4 separate regions of the Homo sapiens genome follow, and all the other regions are linked to region 1. Evidence: chromatin contacts called from ENCODE Hi-C or POLR2A ChIA-PET data. All regions are on one chromosome and are shown on one strand. Each heading gives the region's core, a stretch centred on a gene start or an enhancer-like site at or near the end of the contact. The rest is flanking DNA. Distances are from core to core; before and after follow the strand shown.

Region 1 (4,839 bases), core at 1,620-4,119:
TCTCCTGACCTCGTGATCTGCCCGCCTCGGCCTCCCAAAGTGCTGGGATTACAGGCGTGAGCCACCGCGCTCAGCCATTGGGTGTAAAATTAACAGGGACTACTTTCTATCACTATGTCGGAGGTGGATGACTATGCTAACTAGACTTGAAAAGCTACAGACTACGGATCTCTTCATTGGCACACAACTGAGCCACCTGAGTAAATCACTCTCCCTTCATCCCTTGTTGACATTCAGCAAATCCTGATGGTGCTTCTGCCATGCACCAGGCCTCTACCAAGGGCTGCAGCAAATATAAACATGACTGTGGTTCAGGCTGCCCCCCAAAAAGGAGCCTCCTAATAGAAGGAGTGCCCCCTTCATCTTCCTGTGTCCCCTGCCCTGCCAGTGTTTGCCTCCCGTCTTCAGTCCTGTTTTCAGTCACCTGCTTCATATCGTGTCCATCTTTTTTATTTTTTATTTTTTTAGAGATGGAGTTTCGCTCTCGTTACCCAGGTTGAAGTGCAGTGATGGGATCTCGGCTCACTGCAGCCTCCACCACCTGGGTTCAAGCGATTCTCCTGCCTCAGCCTCCCAAGTAACTGGGATTACAGGCACCCACCACCATACCCGGCTAATTTTTTTTGTGTGCATATATATATATATATATTTTTTTTTTAATTAAAAAGTAAACTTTAATGTTGAAAATGCAAACTTGGGGAGGGCAGAAAGATCACATACAAGGCTGTCACTTCACACTTGGAAGGTTGCACAGCGGCTGGGCAGAGGTGCATTTTTTGTATTTTTAGTAAAGATGGGATTTCATCATGTTGGCCAGGCTGGTCTCGAACTCCTGACCTCAGGTGATCCACCCGCTTTGGCCTCCCAAACTGCTGGGAATACAGGCGTGAGCCACTGCACTCAGCCCTAGTGTCCTTTGTGCCACCCCAAGGCCCAGGCAAAATTAGGTGCTGTATACTTCTCTGAATGAACATGAAGTTTTCCCCTTGAGGCTTATGCTAGTGGGCAGCCAGTTCCCCAACCTGGGGATTCTCTCAAGGCTTACAGAGCTTACTGTATCAGTCATTTCAACCATCCACGCCAAATAGGGAAGAATAACTCTTGTCTTTCTAACTCACGAGACTATTATGAGGAGAAAAATATTAGAGGCTTGGCTGGGCACGGTGGCTCACGCCTGTAATCCCAGCACTTTGGGAGGCCGAGGCAGTCTGATCACCTGAGGTCAAGAGTTTCAGACCAGCCTAGCTGACATGGTAAAACCCCATCTCTGCTAAAAATACAAAAATTAGCTGGGTGTGATGGCCGGCGCCTGTAATCCCAGCTACTTGGGAGGCTGAAGCAAGAGAATCGCTTGAACCCAGGAGGCGGAGGTTGCAGTGAGCCGAGATTGTGCCACTGCGCTCCAGCCTGGGTGACAGAGCGAGAAACTGTCTCGGAAAAAAAAAACAAAAAACAAAAAACAACCTGGGTGTGGTGGTGCACACCTGTAGTCCCAGCTTCTTGGGAGACTAAGGCAGGAGGATTACAGGAGCTCAGGAGGTCAAGGCTGCAGTAAGCTCTGATTGTGCCGCTGCATGCACTCCAGCCTGGGCCACAGAATGAGACCCTGTCTCTAAAAAATAATAAAAATTAAAGGGGCTTTGCAAACGCGGAAGGTGTCTGGATGATTATCCCCTGCATGTGCAGTGCCTTGTTTACAATTAATTTGCTTTTTCCGTGTTTATTCAACAAATATTTATTGAGCCCTCACTCTCTGCCAAGCCCTGTGCTAGATGCTGGATAAGCAAGGTAAGTCTCTGCCCTCAAGGAACTTACACTCCAATGTGACTCAAGGGGAAAAGAATTTGAAAGTTGCTACTTACCCAGTCCCCTCACTGCACAGAAACTGAAGCCAGAGGTGTCCACACCTTTCTCCTTCCCATGCTCTGATAGCTCCTCACTGCTAAGCTCCCCATTGCCCGTGACCCCATGTGGCAGGTTTCCCGCCTGGGGTGCACTCCCAAAATGGTTTATGTAAATAATATTGAAAATTGGACCTTCTCTGCCAATAATGGGGCCGTTGCTTTTTGAAAAACTTCCCGTTGATAGTGTCTCCTATGACTACCCCTGTGTGGCTGTGTGGTTTACAGATCCAGTTGCCTCTGCTCTTGCATTGTGAGAGTCAGCAGAGGCCCAAGAAACCCCGATACTAGTTTGCTGCTGTTGGTGGGTTTTTTGAGACAAGGTCTCTGTCGCTCAAGCTGGAGTGCAGTGGCGCGATAACTCACTGCAGCCTCGAACTCCCGGACTCAAGCGATCCTCCTGCCTCAGCCGCCCCAGTAGCTGGGAGTACAGGTGCACGCCACCACGCCGGTTGATTTTTTTAAAAATTTTGTAGAGATAGGGTCTCGCTATGTTGCTCAGGCTGGTCTTGAACTCCTGGCCTCCAGCGATCTTCCCGCCGCGGCCTCCCAAGTTGTTGGGCTTCGGACGTGAGCTACGCGCCGGGCTCCCGGTTCTAGTTAAGATTTTGTTGCAGGCGATGAATAGTCACGTGGCCTCCAAGGTCCTAGATTTCTGAGGGGCGTCAGCTTGGCACCCTAATGTACTGTGATCTCTGGTCAGCTACCCACCCTCTTTTTGCTGTTTTCATCCTGGGGGCTAACCGCCAAGACATGGCCTCCAGTTTCCCTAGGGAAGCCTCCACAGAGGAAGGCACCGGCTGAGGCACCTGGGAAGACCAACCTGGGGAAGGTCTCCCTGCGCGCAGTCTGCGGGCTGGAGGGACCGGCCGAGCCTGCGCACTAGCGCCCCGCCGGCGCTGCTGAACTGAGAGGAAGGGGCGGGGCGTCGCCAGGTCGTGCCAGCATCCGCCGGACGCCGGAAGTGGTTCTCCGCCCCTGCCACTGGGCCATGGAGACTGTGGCACAGTAGACTGTAGTGTGAGGCTCGCGGGGGCAGTGGCCATGGAGGCCGTGCTGAACGAGCTGGTGTCTGTGGAGGACCTGCTGGTGAGGCCTGGCCCGGACAGAGGGAAAGGGAAGGTCGGAGGGCGGGTCCTGAGGAGAGTCAGGTAGGGGCCGAACCCTCCTCCCGGCATCGGCTTGGCCGAGGGAAGCCGAACTACGGCTCCCGGCAGCCTCCACAGCGCCTGGCTCCTGCCCGGAGGGCCTGCTATGCCGCAGAGGCTCCTGGGAGTTGTAGTGTCCTGAGCCCCCCACACCTCAGACTACGGGCCTGGAGCCCGACCGTGGTTAGACTGACGGGATCTGGGATCATGCAGGAGCTGTGAGCTCAGGGCGCTCCTCCAGCGGTGGAGGAATACAGTGACCATCATAAGGTGTCACCTATTACTGCGTCCGGCACGGTGCTAAGGCATCGCATGCCAGATCTCAGTCTTTGTAGCTCTAGGAGGTAGGCACTACTTCTATTCCTGGACAATAAAAGGTCCAGGCCCGGCAGGGTGGGGCAGGATGGGGCCAGCAGCCTCAAATGAGGACCGCGTGGGCTGTTGAGCAGTTCTGACAGCGTGTTTACTGTTCGGCCGCCGGGGTCAGCTGCTCCGGGAGCGGTGCCTGGAGCTGCCACCAGGTGGCATCTCCGCTCGGTACCGCCGCGGGGAGGGGAGACCGGGGGCCTCTGTCCCAAGAGCTGGCCCGCAGGCCCGGAGGAGCCGAAAGCCTGGGTCCCGGGCATGGAGATAGCAGAAGCTGGGGTGCCAGATACCGAGACCTGCGAGGGAAAGGGGCAGAGCCAGGGAGATGGCATGTCCAGATAGAGAATGGTTGACGCCCTACATTTCTAAATGATTCCTTTCCTCCCCTGTGGCAGAAGTTTGAAAAGAAATTTCAGTCTGAGAAGGCAGCAGGCTCGGTGTCCAAGAGCACGCAGTTTGAGTACGCCTGGTGCCTGGTGCGGAGCAAGTACAATGATGACATCCGTAAAGGCATCGTGCTGCTCGAGGGTGAGGCGCTGTACTCTCCCTTTCCCGCTGCCATCTGGGCTGCTCTGCGATGTGGGCCCCGTAGTCCAGGCACCTCTGAGTTGTCTCCGGTAGATTTACTGCACCAAGGGCTATACTTAGCTTGACGTCTCCCAGTGAACTTTTGGCTACTTACCGCCCACCATTGTTTTGCCAGACAGAGTGTAGCATGTCAGTTCCCCCAGGACTGTCTTGATCTGGGAAAGTGACTTGAGGTCACCCAACTAATCAGTTAATGGCTGAATTGGGACTAGAAGCTCCTGTTTTGTGAGACCTAGGCCCATGCCCTTCCCCCCAACACCACCACCGTGTTGCTTAGCAGCTATTGAGAATCTTTTGTGGCATGGAAGAGGTACAGAGGACTGTCCTACAAAATTGTGAGCAGATAGTGCTTTTTGTTTTTTGTTTTTGTTTGAGACGGAGTCTTGCTCTGTCCCCCAGGCTGGAGTACAGTGGCGCTGTCTCAGCTCACTGCAACCACCACCTCCCGGTTCAAGCAATTCTCCTGCATCAACATCCTGAGTAGCTGGGATTACAGGTGCCCACTACCACGCCCAGCTAATTTTTGTATTTTTTGTAGAGATAGGGTTTCACCATGTTGGTCAGGCTGGTCTCTAACTCCTGACCTCAGGTGATCTGCCCACCTCGGCCTCCCACAGTGTTGGGATTACAGGTGTGAGCCACCTCGTCCAGCCAGATAGTGCTTTTTGGATGGGAACCCTATTTCCTATTGGTTTTAGGTGGGTCATCATTTGTCAGAGGCCACAATACTTAACCACTTAGTTTCTCTGTAGCTCCTTGTGTTCAAATAATCATTTATAAGCACACAGTCAGTGTACAGCCATCCCTCTGTAGCCATGGGGGATTGGTTCTAGGAA
Region 2 (4,839 bases), core at 1,487-3,986, 710 kb after region 1:
TGTGGGACACTTTAACAAAGATCTACAAAATAATGATAACAATGTCAGCACTTCCCAGTTACTCAATTTTATCCATCAGTTTCATCCTTCTGCTTCTCATAGCAGGATCTTCAGGAATCAGCTCTTTCTCTTTCTACTTTACCCTATACATACTCCTTTTTTTTTTTTTTTTGTGAGACAGAGTCTCGCTCTGCGACCCAGACTGGAGAGTGCAGTGGTGCGATCTCGGCTCATTGCAACCTCCACCTCTTGGGTTCAAGCAATTCTCTTGCCTCAGCCTCCTAAGTAGCTGGGATTACAGGCACCTGCCACCATGCCTGGCTAATTTTTGTATTTTTAGTAAGAGATGAGATTTCGCCATGTTGGCCAGGCTGGTCTCGAAACTCCTGACCTCAAGTGATCTGCTCACCTTGGCCTCCTATACATACTGAGCCACCGAGCCCGACCCCTATACATACTCCTAAACGTTGCTCAATCTCTCCCCAGAGTTCTTCACCCACTCTCGAGTCTCTATCCTCTTGCTTCATTTCAGTCCATCTCAGTTTATGACACATTACTGTTTGGGTTCTCAATCATTATCCCAAGAGCCACGATGACTTTTACTTAGACCAAAGTCAAGTTCATCCTTACAACCCACAAGTGAGGTTGATCAGAACCCAGAGAGAAGTTTAGCAAAGGAGGTTAAAACGAAGTAAATAATTCCAAACGGTATCTTGAGAAAACTAAATCCTCATTGCTGGTCTGCCATGATCATCACTAATATCAAACAACAAATGTTGGAAACCGCAATGCCCATATGGCACTGGATAAGTTACGAAACCTCTCTTTGCTTCTGTTCTCCCATCTGTCTTGCAAGAACAATAGTGCTCGCTCCCTGGCTCCTAAAGGTATCAAGACAGGGAAAGCTTTTTTTTTTTTTTTTTTTTTTGAGACAGTGTCTTGCTCTGTCGCCAGGCTGAAGTGCAGTGGCGCAATCTCAGCTCACTGCAACCTCCACCTCCCGGGTTCAAGTGATTCTCCTGCCTCAGCCTCCCAAGTAGCTGGGAGTACAGGTGCGCGCCACCACACCCAGGTAATTTTTGTATTTTTAGTAGAGATGGGGTTTCACCATGTTGGCCAGGATGGTCTCGATCTCTTGACCTCATGATCTGCCTGCCTCGGCCTCCCAAAGTGCTAGGATTACAGGCGTGAGCCACAGCGCCTGGCTGGAAAGCATTTTTTAAAAAACAAAACAAAAACAACAGTGTCTTAAAATAAGACTAAAAAATTGTCAAAATAAATCCCTTGACAAACTTATTAAAAAACAGAGATCCAGGCCTGATATCAGATGTTAATCATGCATCTAACCAAATAATATCTTAATTTGGGAGTAGGAGGAGTGCAGAGGGGAGTGGAGGGGGCTTTACTATATAACCAGAAATCTAGGCTAGAATTGTGGCTGTAAATTCACTCTGGCATGACCGAACAGTACCAATGCCAAGAGTAGCACTCAGATGATGCACCAAAGCCCCCCCAAAATCTAGAGTTTCCTGGATGCTACCACCAGGATCCAGTCATGGCAACAGGGATCTTAAAGGTGTAAATGATTAACCTTCAGGATGGCTCACCTAGACGTGCAAACGTTTGAAAAAGCTAAGCTCTCTACCAGGGTAACCCATTGGCTCTCATCTCTTAGATTTCGTAAGAGTTTTACCTTCTGGGTAACATTTCAAAGCCCTGCTAAGATTAGTATCTACACCTGAACTCTGGACCATGGCTCCCTTCCAGCCACTATCTCTAGGCTGTCAATCGGGGTTAATTCGCTTTTTTTTTTTTTTTTAATCCTGTACTCTAATCATAGGAATTTCAACCAAGTTTCAGCTGGCTTCTGCATCTCACACTCCAGCAGGGACACAAGCCCGAAGGAAGAAAGGTGCCCGTCCATCTCCAGGCCGGCTTTCCCCACCTTTTTCCTTTTTGCTTTCCACCTGCATGAAGTTCCCTCTAAAGGTGCATGTCATTTTCTGGCCCTTTAAGTCCCGACACCCCATCCCACTCCGAGTTCCCTTCCATCCTCCGCACTTTCTCCCTCCCCACTTGCAGTTTGCCTCGACCCCCTCGGGGAGTTTCTCGGTCCCTCTCCGGGCGTCTTTCTGCACCCGTACCCTTCTCTCCGCAGAGCGACTCCGGCCTTGCTTCCTCTCCCCTGCCCTTTCCCCTCCCCACCACACCGCTGCAGCAGACGACCCCGTCCCCACAGCCGGCGCGTTCCCTGACCTCCCCTCCGCCCCTCACCTCGGCCCCCTTCCCTCGCGCCCCGGAGCCCCGGCCTCCCCACCCCGCCCCCGGGTCCCCCCACGCCGACCTCGGCCACTCCCTCCCGGTCACTCACAGGAGGCCGGAGCAGGTGGTGCACACGAAGCTGCCCACGGTGATATCCACGTAGGTGACCCCGCGCTGGGCGCACTCGAAGCAGTGGCGGTTCCCGGCCTGGCTGCAGCCACCCAGCTCCCGCACCCGACGGCACCACACCTCCGAGGCCGCCTCCGCCTCCGCCTTGCCCCCGCTGACCCCGCCGCCCGGGCCCGGGCCCTTCTTCGCCGCCATCACCATCGCTGCCCACTCCCTCCCCGCTAGTCAGCAATCACCCCTTCAACCACTGCCGCCTTCCCGCCTCCTCAGCCGCCTCCGCACGCCCGGCTCCCCTGACAGAAGCTCGGGAGCGGGCGGCATCCGCAGGAGACTTCGCCGTCCACCACCCTCCTTGCCCGTCCTGCACACTGATTGGCTAGGTTTCTCCCACCTCCTTACTCCGATTGGCCCTCCCTGGGACGGCCTCCGGTTGCTGGAGCCGCCAATGCCCCGCCCCACCGCCTTCAGGCCTCAGGCCTCTCCTATTGGCCGGCAGAGACCCCAGCAGCGAGAACCGTGCGTGCCCTCTCCTTGTCCCCGCCCCCTCTCGCCGCTGCCTCCACCGTGGCCCGCCTCCTAGTTCCGATTGGTGAGTCCTCGGCACTCGGGCTCCGACGCTAATTTTGATTGGCTGGCGGGGCTGCAAAGTTAGCGCGCGAGACAGAGGAGGTGCCCCGCGCGTGCGTAGCTGTCGTCCTCCCGACTGATGACGTTAATTCCCGGCAAATTTCAAAGGCTTACTCTAGACTGTGTAGAGTGTCATGCAAAGCCGAAGAGAAGTGGCCATGTGAGGGGCTGAGCAGGAGGGGGAAAGAAGAGAGCGCTTAAGGGAGAGAGGGAGAGGGAGCAAGAGTGCTTTACTAGACCAGTGCTCTAATTCCTGAGCCACAGAGCGAAGGGAGTGCTTTATAAATGTCATTTCATTCGCTCCGCCTATCCCAGAGGTGGAATCCCCATTTTACACCCTTAGGTTCAACAACTTGCGGCAGATCACACGAGTGCGTGGCCCAGGATTCCACTCTGGGTCTTCCAACTTTAGAAACCCTGCCTTTAACCCTCCTAGTAGGTGGACTATTATTCGATTATTCATTTAACAAACACTGAGTGTCTGCTAGGTTTCAGGCACGTTCTAGACACTGGGAATAGAATACAGCAGCGAAGCAATCAAACAAAATATTCTTATAGAGCTTAGTTTCTAGTAGGGGGAAGCAAACAATACACAAATTAAAGAATCACCAGTTAGTAATAAATCCTACGCAGAGAATTAAAATCACATCTTGGAAAAGACTTTTTGGGTACTTTTTTAATTTTTTAATTTAATTTTAATTTTTTGAGATGGAGTCTCACTCTGTTGCCCAGACTGGAGTGCAGTGGCACGATGTCAGCTCACTGCAACCTCTGCCTCCTGGGTTTAAGCAATTCTCATGCCTCAGTCTCCTGAGTAGCTGGGATTACAGGCGGCCACCACCACCCCCAGATAATTTTTGTATTTTTATTATTATGATTATTATTATTTGAGATGGAGTCTCGCTCTGTCGCCCAGGCTGGAGTGCAGTGGCACGATCTCGGCTCACTGCAAGCTTCGCCTTCTGGGTTCACGCCATTCTCCTGCCTCAGCCTCCCGAGTAGCTGGGACTACAGGCACCCGCCACCACGCCTGGCTAATTTTTTTGTATTTTCAGTGGAGACGGGGTTTCACCGTGTTAGCAAGGATGGTCTCGATCTTCTGACCTCGTGATCCGCCGGTCTTGGCCTCCCAAAGTGCTGGGATTACAGGCGTGAGCCACCGCGCCCGGCCAATTTTTGTATTTTTAGTAGAGACAGGATTTCACCATGTTGGCCAGGCTGGTCTCAAACTCATGGCCTCAAGTGAGCCTCCCGCCTTGGCGTCCCAAAGTGCTGGGATTACAAGCATGAGCCACAATGCCTGGCCACCTGTTGGGTACTTCAGATTGGGTTGGTCACCATTTTTAAAACAATTACTTTTTTTTTGAGACAGGGTCTCGCTTTATCACCCAGGCTGGAGTGCAGTGACACAATCATGGCTCACTGCAGCCTCAACCTTCTGGACTCAAGTGATCCTTCCACCTCAGCCTTCCAAGTAGCTGGGAGTACAGCTGTGCACCACCATGCCTGGCGAATTTTTAAAAATTTTTTGTAGAGATTGGGTCTCACTATATTGCCCAGGCTGGTCTGGACCTCCTGGGCTCAAGTGATCCGCCCACCTCAGCCTCCATCTCCCAGGTTCAAGCGATTCTCCTGCCTCAGCCTCCCAAGTAGTTGGGATTACAGGTGCGTGCCACCATGTCCAGCTAATTTTTGTATTTTTAGTAGAGATGGGGTTTCACCATATTGGCCAGGCTGGTCTTGAAGTCCTGACTTCAAATGATCCACCCACCTTGGCCTCCCAAAGTGCTAGGATTACAGACGTGAGTCACCGCACCCGGC
Region 3 (4,839 bases), core at 1,350-3,849, 660 kb after region 1:
TGCTTGAGCCCAGTTTGAGGCAGCAGTGAGCTATGATCGTGCCACTGCACTCCAGCCCGGGCGAGAATGATACCCAGTTTCAAAAAAAACAAACAAAAAAGAAGACTGCTTTTGCTTTCCTGAGGGACAGTAACATCATTGCATGTATAAAGGACAACCTATTAAGGTGGGAGAAAGGGATGGATTTCCTCTGAAAGCTTAGGATTTCTCCCAGGGTCTCTGATATTAGCTTTGTCTTATGTGGGGTGACATTTATCAGGAGAAACAGCAGGGGTCAGGGTTGTGTCTGTCCCACTCAGGCCAGATCTACACCAATAAATCCAAGGAGTGGCTGGCTCTTGCAGGGGCTCAAAGGAGTCCCATCCTGCCAGACCACCAGCCCTCACCACACAGTGTCACAGATCCGTTCATTGACTGCACCAGACTGACCACCCAAATTCCCTTATGTATGGTGCCTAGCCATGGCTAGGCTGGGATGCCTGAGATGGAATTTTAATTCTTCAGCAACTACTCAGGAATATCAACCTCTGAGATGTGAACTAAGGAGAAAGCAACTTCAGTGACTTATTTCTGGGCAACCTACCACATAGGGAGGGGACTGCATTAGGGACTCATGCCACTTAGAAAGGAAGATCTCCAAGTAGACAGAAAGGTATTTTCCATTCCTCTTGCATTTGGGTCCCCTTTATCCACTCCATTTCACCCCAGGAGGCAAACGAGAGGTTGTGAATAGAAAAAGTCCACTGTGGGCCAGGCTTTGTGGCTCACGCTTATAATCCCAGCACTTCGGGAGGCCGAGGTGGGAGCATTGCTTGAGCCCAGGAGTTTGAGATCAGCCTGGGCAACATAGTAGGACCCTGTCTCTACAAAAAATACAATTAGCTGGCATGGTGGTGCGTGCTTGTAGTCCCAGTTACTCGGGAGGCTGAGGTGGGAGGTTGAGGCTGCAGTGAGCTGCGATCAAGCCACTGCACTCCAGCCTGGGCAACAGAGCGACTCTGTCTCAAAAGAAAGAAAAAGTCCACTGTGGGCCGGGTGCGGTGGCTCACGCCTGTGATCCCAGTACTTTGGGAGGCAGAGGCAGGATCGCTTGAGGTCAAAAGTTTGAGACCAGCCTGGGCAACATAGCAAAACCCCATCTCTACAAAAATTGAAAATAAATTAGCCAGGTGCAGTGGTGCCGCCCGTGGTCCCAGCTACTTGGGAGGCTGAGGCAGGAGGATCACTTGAGCCCAGGCATTCAAGGCTGCAGTGAGCCATGACTGCACCACTGCACTCCAGCCTGGGCGACAGAATCAGACCTTCTTAAAAAAAAAAAAAAAAAGGCCGGGCGCGGTGGCTCACGCCTGTAATGCCAGCACTTTGGGAGGCCGAGGAGGGCATATTGCCTGAGCTCCTGAGTTTGCGACCAGCCTGGGCAACACGGTGAAACCCCGTCTCTACTAAAATACAAAAAATTAGCCGGGTGTGGTGGCGGGCGCCTGTAGTCCCAGCTACTCGGGAGGCTGAGGCAGGAGAATTGCTTGAACCCGGACAGTGGAGGTTGCTGTGAGCCGAGATCGCGCCACTGCACTCCAGCCTGGGCGACTGAGCGAGACTCCATCTCAAAAAATAAAAAAATAAAAAGAGGAAGGGAACGGAAGGGAGAGGGAGGGAGGGAGGAAGAGAGGAAGGGAGTGAAAACATCCACTGTGAAAACTGAGGGAGCGGGAAAGGGCTGTGCGTGGAGGATCCAGAGACCTGGTTTCTAGAGCAAGCCAGCTGTCAGGAACTTGCTGTTCGCTCTTGCTAACGCATCAACTTCCCTCTGCCTCAGTTTCTGCATTCGTAGCACCAAGGGCGTGTTCTAGGCGGTGAGATCCTTTCTAAGCCTCTAAAACCCCGTGGTCTGGTCCCCTCTCCATTCCTGTCCAGGGGAGCTCCTCGGGTGAGACGGCAGACCGTGCAACGCTGCACCTACACCCTCCCTCCTCGAGCTGGGCATCTCCAGGCTCTGGGAAGCCCCCCGCCCGCCCCCAGCCCGGGGGTCCCGAGACCCCTGCCAGAGGCTTCACAGTCGGAGGTCCCCCCGCTGCCCCTTCAGCTGCGACAACCGCCAGTGCACTGGCCTCAAGCAGTCGCCCGAATCCCCTCAAGCCCTGGACGCCGGCTAGCCCCCTAACACGTCCAGCTCGCACTCGCCACTGCAGCGGCGAACTGCGTTCCCGGCCGGCCAGGGGCTCCGCGTTCATTCTTAACCTCAGTCTTAAAGTTCTAGCTCACCCGCCTCCTCCTTAGCAAAGGGACCGCCTTCTCGCCCATGCTATTGGTAGGTAGAGCCGTCCCTCAGAGAAGAGGCAGGTCCAGATTCCCTTCGGAGGCTCTAATTGGCCTTCTTGACAGTCACTCGCCTGTATCTGGCTTACGATTGGTCTTTGGGGGACGAGGACTAGGCACCCCCTGCTTGCGGTCCCTCGGCCCGTTTTCCTGCTAGTGGAGTGCCGGTGTCCCCTCCTCTTGGTTGGACCTGATTGGCTCCACCTCCCGATCTGAGCATTGTGATTGGGTGCAGCTGCGCTGGGCGGGACGGCCTGGAGCGTCGGCCGTTGGCGAGCGCTCTATCCTTGTTCCCCTCCCTTCTCTCGTCAGACTCCGGCGCCGGAGCTCCACCCCCACTGACGGGTTCTGATTGGCCGCTTCTGACGCGTCTCGGGGCCACGATTGGTCCGTCCGGTCCCGGACACCGCTCCCTCCCCCTTGAGGCAACTACGGCGGCTCCAAGGAGGGGGTGGGGGAAGGAGGGACGGCCGGTCCCGTCAGTCAGGCAGCGGGAGCCGCCGGGAGCGGATGGCGGCGGCCGTAGCGGCTCCACTCGCCGCCGGGGGTGAGGAGGCGGCAGCCACGACCTCCGTGCCCGGGTCTCCAGGTCTGCCGGGGAGACGCAGTGCAGAGCGGGCCCTAGAGGAGGCCGTGGCCACCGGGACCCTGAACCTGTCTAACCGGCGCTTGAAGCACTTCCCCCGGGGCGCGGCCCGTAGCTACGACCTGTCAGACATCACCCAGGCTGGTGAGTGCAGCCGGGCCCCGGGCCCAACCGGGTCCCTCATTTGCATAGCCCCACCCCGGGCCCCGCCCGGCCCGGGAGTCGGGCCCGCCCCTTCACCTGGCGGCCAGGGTTGCTGCCCCTCCTGATTGCCCTAAACCTGCAGCCATCCTCTCCCATCTTTGAGAACCCCCTAGACAATGAACGTGCTTCTCGTTTGCACAGAACGCCCTGCGCCTCCGAGCGTTGGGAGAGATTCCTCCTTTCTCTTTATTTGCATATCTGCGCACCTGTAGGATGGTCCCGCCCCTCACCTGGTTGGCTTATTTACATGATCTCTTAACCTCAGCTCCAATCGGTCTATGAAGCAGTCCCCACGAGCTCCTCTAATAACTGCTTTCTCTCCCTCTTCATCTACACCTCTTAACCCCCGTCCCACCGAGATCCGAGCAGCCCCGGGCACCCCCTTCCCAGTGACTGGCCCCTAAGCCCGAGGTTTCTGCTTTCTGTGCCGCAACCCCGCCCCCTAAGGTCCTGGCCCTCTCCACTGTCCACGCAGCTCTCCAGCCTATGGGAAAGAAACAAATCTCTACCTCCCCTCACTCTTTTCTCCCTGAGCTCTTCCGCCTATTATCCCCAACCGGCTTATCTGAGATTCCTCCTCCTCCTTCCTAAGCCTGTGAGGTCACTGTGGAGCCTGTGACCTCATAGGGATCTTAGAATTCCCATTTCAGTTTCTGCTTTCCCCCGGGGGAGGGACTTGAGGCCGTTGCTGGAGGGAAGGAAATCTTATCTCCTAGCTGGGAGTGCTGGCCAGCTAGAGACTGTCCTTCCACGCCTCCACCCGCAGGATCTGTCCAACCATGCACCCTCCACCCTGGTGTCTGTGGATGGTAGGGGGTGGGGGACTTAACTGTGACAGGTGAGTCAAGCCTCAGCTACTCAGGAGGCAGCCTATGACCTTGGGCCGGCAGCTGGGGGTGGGGATCAGGATCAGGGAGGAGGACTGCATTCCCGAAGCCTCACCCCAGCCCAGGCCTCTTCCTCCTCTCATCTGCACGGTGGGGGACCAGAGCTGGAGGATAGTGCTTACTTCTCCCTAAGCAGGTGCCTGCTCACCTGGGAACACTCAGGCCGGCACTGGCACACATCCTCTTCCCTCTTCTGGGGAGAACCAGTCGAAACCTCCCCACTGATCTCGCCTGCTCTGCAACACTTGAGATGGGGAATGAGTGAGCTCCAGGAGCCATTCCTGCCCCTTACAGCCCTGTTCCCTCCCACCCCCACCTAACCCCACACTCCAGATTGACCTCAGCAGCTGTGTGACACTCACTGTCTGTTCCCTTCCCCTCCCCCTTGGTTGTTTTTTGACAAAGACCAAATGTTATTCTTTACTTCCTTAGGCTGTCTCTCCCTGTGTGGACTCTTGGGGAAAACTACCCGGAGCTCCCCGGCCCCTCCCAGCTCCCGCCCCCGGCCCCCTCCTCCCCCAGCATTCCGGCTCAGGGTGCAGCCGTGCTCCTGTGAGCTTGGGGGGGGGTCGGAAATCCCAGCTTCCCAAGAACCCTCCTCTGCCCCACTCTCTACACAGGGCCCAGGTTCTAGGCCAAGTGGGGTCCCTCTTGTCCAGAATTCTCTCCTCTGTCCCCTCTCCGCAAGCAGGGACAGAAAGGGGAAGTGACAAAAACATACAGTTGCCCATACCCTGCCCTCCATCTCTCCTCGCCCTCCAAGCAGACGAAAAGCATCAGTGCCTTGCTGCCCGGACTGCCTTGAGCCTTCCCCTCCCGTCTCCCATCTCTTTCTGAGTGTCTTCG
Region 4 (4,839 bases), core at 1-2,500, 570 kb after region 1:
GACATTTCCCCTCCTTGTAAGTTCAGCTTTCTACGCCAGTGCCAAGGGGTGACCCTCAAAATCGGGGGATGGGGGGTGCGGGCAGAACTCCTTACTCTACCCAACCCCCAGGCCCGCACAAAGCCTCTTCCACCTACTAGCAGCCCAGGCCTGGCGGCACCGCCGGAGGCCCAGGGCAGAAGGAAGCACGGCTGGAGGAAGAAACTGGGGGCGGGGGCGACGTTCTCAGCCCTCGGTCCCCATCACCCCCCAGGGCCCTCAGCAGCCCCCAGACTCTAGGGATATAGCAGCCGGCGCTCCATAGAGAAATGAGGGTGCAACCGCCTCCGCAGGTCTGGCGGGGCTCAGGAGAGTGACGGGAGGGTCCCTGGATCTGGCAGCTGGAAGGCGCGGGCTGGTGCGGCGCTGCGAAGCGCAGTGGGCCTGGCCCTCCAGCCCCTACGACCTCCATTTTGCCTAAAAGAAAGCTGGGCGGGGGGCGGGCGCCTGGGAGCTGGGCTTGGGGTGAGGATCTGTAAAGGGAATAGGGCGCCGAGGGCTCCAGTTTCGGCGAGTGGGGCCAGAAACCACGGGCAGCACCCAAATCGTGGGTAGGGTGGAGACGAAAGGAAGGGTGGCGCGCGGCCTTGCCTGCTTCTCCCCGATTTTGGAGTTGTGCAAGGCGAGGGCCGGCAGGGGTGCGACAGTGGAGGACACGAGGGGTGCTCCCCGGGGGCAGGCGGGAGGGTGGCGGTGGGGAAAGGGGGCGGGGCGGGGCCTAGAGGAAGCCCGGAATTTAGCCCCCCAACTTCCGAGGGAGCAAGAGGCAGTCGGGGCTGGGCTGGGGTCTGGGGTCGGGCAAAAACTTCGCTGATGGTGCGGGGAAGCGCACGCACGGTGGGGGGCGAGGGTTCCCCAGTTCCCCTTCCGGGTTTGGGAGCGACCGGGCAAGAGGGGAAGGGAGCGGAGGTCTGGGGAGTTACGTCCGCTCCCAGGAGGCCAGCCCCGGGAGACCGAAGGAAGAGAGGTTCCCCTGGGGGAAATTGGGGCTGGGGGGCGAGAGGACTCCTTTTGCCAGCGAAGGTACCTGTGGCGGTGGGACTCTGCGGCGGAGGTCGCTGGCGGTGCGCGGGCGGCGCTGTCTTCCTCCGCGGCGGAGGCGGCGGCGGCGGCGGCGGCGGCGGCGGCGGCGGCGCGGATGGATTTCCTCAGTGGCCCCAGCCCCGCCGCCAGCGCTGCCTCCCCAGAGCGGAGGGATCCCGCCCGCCAGTGACGCGGCTGCCGCCGCCGCGCCCAGGACCCGGCTGGGCGAGACCAACTGCCTCGCACTTGGGGGAAGCCAGGAGACAAAACCCCACCGAGGGAGCAAAGACGGGCCCAGTCGCTCCCAAGGTTCTCACCCTACGCTTTGTGGACGCAAACCGTACTCAAAGGGTTTGCTTCACGGAAAGGAGTAAGACATCCCCCCTCTGGGACTGGAGGAGGTGGTACTGGCATATGAGGAGGGTGAGACCGCTCGCTGGTCACGTGATCAGCCTCCCGCCCCGCCTGGAATGGGTGGCTCCAGACTGGGAAGGGGAGTTCGACGCCCCAGTTCCCGGTTGGGCCACGCCCCGGCCCTGAGGAGGCCACGCCCCTCACCAGGGGGCGGAGCTAAAGAGACCTGGACGGGGCCGGCCTCGAGGCTGCTGGAAGAAGAAGCGCGATTCCGAGAAAGTCCCCGAGCGGGAGTGGGTAGGGGCTGATGCGGGCGCCCCGGGAATGCCATGAGAAGGGTCGTGTCCAGGCATTTCCTCAGCCTCGCCCACTGGGCCTTTGTAGACCCCCTTTCAGGGCTTGCCACTGAAATAACAACTCATTTATTGAGAGCCACACTTTTTTTTTTTGAGACGGAGTCTCTCTCTGTCGCCCAGGCTGGAGTGCTATCTCAACTCACTGCAACCTCCGCCGCCCGGGTGCAAGCGATTCTCCTGCCTCAGCCTCCTGAGTAGCTGGGACTACAGGCGTGTGCCACCACACCCGGCTAATTTTTTGTATTTTTAGTAGAGACGGGGTTTCACGGTGTTAGCCAGGATGGTCTCCATCTCCTGACCTCGTGATCTGCCTGTCTCGGCCTCCCAAAGTGCTGGGATTACAGGCGTGAGCCACCGCGCCTGGCCCGACACTTATTTTTTAATTGGAGTACAGTGACGCGATTGTAGGTCACTGCCACCTCAATCTCCTCGGCTCAAGTGATCTTCCTGCCTCAGCCTCCCTAGTACCTGGGACCACAGGCGTGCCCCAGCCACCATGCCCAGCTAATTTTTAAATTTTTGGTAGAGGTGGGGTCTTGCTATGCTGCCCAGGCTGACATATGTTAAGTCTCACAATACTGGGAAATTAAGTGCTAACATTCTCCCCATTTTCTTTTCTTTTCTTTTTTTTTTTTTTGGAGACAGGGTCTCACTCTGTCGCCCAGGCTGAAGTGCAGTGGCATGATCTCGGCTCACTGCAACCTCCGCCTCCTGGGTTCAGGCGATTCTCCTGCCTCAGCCTCTGGAGTAGGTGGGATTACAGGCGCCCGCCACCATGCCCAGCTAATTTTTTTTTGTATTTTTAGTAGAGACGAGGTTTCACCATGTCGGCCAGGCTGGTCTCAAACTCCTGACCTCAGGTGATGTGCCCGTCTCGGCCTCCCAAAGTGCTGGGATTACAGGCGTGAGCCACCGCGCCCAGCCTTCTCCCCATTTTCTAATAGTGGAAAGAGACCTGAGGCTGCAGAGTTTAGATATGAACCCAGGCAGCCAAAACTTTACTGTACATTCCAGTTTATCTGTATGAGCCTCTAGATGAACCCCTTCCTCCAGGGACCTTGCCTGTAAAGGGACAAGAACGTAGGTCTAGGCCTCAGTTTCCACATCTGTTAAATGGGGATGTTGACAGCATCTGCCCTCCAAGTCCCGGATTCTTACTGAGAACCCCATCGATTGTGGAAATGCTTTGGGAAGTTCAAGGCAACGAATAGCCTTCACTGAGTCCTTGTAATTTGAAAGTATCAAAACACGCAGCCATAAGAAAGAACGAGATGGGGCTCACGCCTGTAATCCTAGCACTGTGAGAGGCCGAGGCGGGTGGATCACTTGAGGTCAGGAGTTTGAGACAAGCCTGGCCAATATGGTGAAACCCCGTCTCTGCTAAAAATACAAACATTAGCTGGGCGTGGTGGCACACACCTGTAATCCCAGCTACTCAGGAGGCTGAGGCAGGAGAATTGCTTGAACCCGGGAGGCGGAGGTTGCAGTGAGCCAAAATCACACCACTCACTGCACTCCGGCCTGGGCAACAGAGCAAGACTTTGACTCAAGAAGAAGAAAGAAAGACAAAAGAAGAAAAAGTAAAAGAAAGAAAAGGAGGGAAGGAAGGGAAGGAAAGAAAAAAAGAAAGGAAAGAGAAAGGAAGAGAGAAAAAAGAAGAAATCATGTCCTTTGCAGCAACATGGATGCAGAAAAGAGAGAGAGAGAGAAAGAGAAAGAAAAGAGAGAAGGAAGGAAGGGAAAGAAAGAAAGAAGAAACAAAAGAAAAGAAAAGAAGAAGAAATCGTGTCCTTTGCAGTAACATGGATGCAGCTAGAGGCTTTTATCCTAAGTGGATAAATTTCTGCAGGAACAGAAAACCAAACACTGCATGTTCTCACTTATAAGTAGGAGCTAAACACTGGGTACTCATGAACATAAAGATGGGAACAATAGACACGGGGGATTACTAGAGGGGGGAAGGGTTGAAAAACTACCTATTGGGTACTGTACCCCAGGTGACGGGATCAATTGTACCCCAAACTTCAGCATCACAAGATATACCCATGTACATGGGTACATTCATGTGCACATGAGTCAGAATCTAAAAAGATGAAATTATATTTTAAAAAGTATCAAAACATACTCTTCATTTAGTCTCTGTGAAAGACATTACAAATCACTTTTCAAAAACAATTGTTTTTTCTTTTTTCTTTTTTTTTTTTTTCTGAAATGGAGTCTTGCTCTGTCACCCAGAGCTGGAGTGCAATGGCACAATCTCGGCTTACTGCAACCTCTGCCTCTTGGGTTCAAGCGATTCTCCTGTCTCAGCCTCCCGAGTAGCTGGGATTATAGGAGCATGCCACCAGGCCTGGCTAATTTTTGCATTTTTAGCAGAGATGGGGTTTCATGTTGGCCAGGTTGGTCTTGAACTCCTGACCTCGTGATCTGCCCGCCTCGGCCTCCCAAAGTGCTGGGATTACAGATGTCAGCCACCGTGCCCAGCCTACAATTGTTTTTTCCAAATCGAATATGTTATGAACATAGTAGTTGTCTTTGTAATGGGTACACACACTCACACACACAGAATGATCTGCCTGGTGGGGCAGGGAATTGTAAACATGCCAAAGGGAAAATGAAAAAAGAATCCTGTAGGTTTTCATTATTTTAGGCAATTATGTCCATATCACTTACAAAGCTATTGCCAAATCTGTCTAAGGAAGCAGAGTTTGAAGGTGGGCCGGGGGGGACATCTGGGAGAAATTCGAAAATGGCATAACAGAGCTCTCAATATGAGAAACAAAAGCCCAATATTTTTTTAAAGAAAATATAAACAATCGTATTCGTAGTTAGATGCAAATTCTATTTATGCATACCTGCCAATTCAGTGACATATAAGCAATAGATAACAGATGTCAACTACACATGAGAATTTGGGAGGGACCTCAGAGATAATTACGTTGATTTCCTCAATCTGTAGATGGCCACGATGACTTCCCTAAAGTCACTTAACAACAAGCAGCGCAGGACTACAGCACAATTTTGTCAATCTCAAGAGGGCATGTGTGCTGCTTTGGTTTCTGTGCTA

What was found. A loop is a pair of places that touch in the nucleus more often than their neighbours do. ChIA-PET counts read pairs that join two places held with the same protein, here RNA polymerase II (POLR2A). Pooled maps may share reads with other maps.
Region 2: a loop to region 1 is called in a map of naive thymus-derived CD4-positive, alpha-beta T cell, with 10 times the contacts of the local background. The contact joins the promoter of AGFG2 here to the promoter of FIS1 in region 1. A Hi-C loop is called at or near these places in 2 of 168 maps with a recorded cell type or tissue (naive thymus-derived CD4-positive, alpha-beta T cell and transverse colon) and 7 of 50 pooled maps. POLR2A ChIA-PET finds 5 or more read pairs at or near these places in 2 of 52 experiments (GM12878 and RWPE1).
Region 3: a loop to region 1 is called in a map of CD14-positive monocyte, with 5 times the contacts of the local background. The contact joins the promoter of FBXO24 here to the promoter of FIS1 in region 1. A Hi-C loop is called at or near these places in 1 of 168 maps with a recorded cell type or tissue (CD14-positive monocyte), 2 of 37 single-sample maps with no recorded cell type and 7 of 50 pooled maps. POLR2A ChIA-PET finds 5 or more read pairs at or near these places in 3 of 52 experiments (HepG2, IMR-90 and OCI-LY7).
Region 4: a loop to region 1 is called in a map of naive thymus-derived CD4-positive, alpha-beta T cell, with 4 times the contacts of the local background. The contact joins the promoter of GNB2 here to the promoter of FIS1 in region 1. A Hi-C loop is called at or near these places in 2 of 168 maps with a recorded cell type or tissue (gastrocnemius medialis and naive thymus-derived CD4-positive, alpha-beta T cell), 2 of 37 single-sample maps with no recorded cell type and 10 of 50 pooled maps. POLR2A ChIA-PET finds 5 or more read pairs at or near these places in 3 of 52 experiments (K562, activated CD8-positive, alpha-beta memory T cell and activated T-cell).

What each region holds. Positions count from the first base shown.
Region 1 is chr7:101,243,111-101,247,949 of GRCh38, reverse strand. It overlaps FIS1 (fission, mitochondrial 1), which reads left to right and starts at 2,869. Exons shown (of 5, transcript NM_016068.3): 1 at 2,869-2,990; 2 at 3,811-3,943. The coding sequence starts at 2,946. RefSeq lists enhancers at 2,846-3,085, 3,176-3,225.
Region 2 is chr7:100,537,100-100,541,938 of GRCh38, reverse strand. It overlaps AGFG2 (ArfGAP with FG repeats 2), which reads right to left and starts at 2,736. Exons shown (of 12, transcript NM_006076.5): 1 at 2,372-2,736. The coding sequence starts at 2,592. RefSeq lists silencers at 2,376-2,675, 2,726-3,005 and an enhancer at 2,885-3,386.
Region 3 is chr7:100,584,088-100,588,926 of GRCh38, reverse strand. FBXO24 (F-box protein 24) reads right to left here and starts at 2,599. Exons shown (of 10, transcript NM_033506.3): 1 at 2,263-2,599. The coding sequence starts at 2,301. It overlaps LRCH4 (leucine rich repeats and calponin homology domain containing 4), which reads left to right and starts at 2,798. Exons shown (of 18, transcript NM_002319.5): 1 at 2,798-3,046. The coding sequence starts at 2,827. RefSeq lists silencers at 1,921-2,040, 2,801-3,230, 3,271-3,320 and enhancers at 3,462-3,975, 3,976-4,489, 4,755-4,839, 4,635-4,839.
Region 4 is chr7:100,670,151-100,674,989 of GRCh38, reverse strand. It overlaps GNB2 (G protein subunit beta 2), which reads right to left and starts at 1,250. Exons shown (of 10, transcript NM_005273.4): 1 at 1,067-1,250. RefSeq lists enhancers at 151-230, 431-640 and silencers at 1,071-1,250, 1,501-1,580, 1,591-1,720.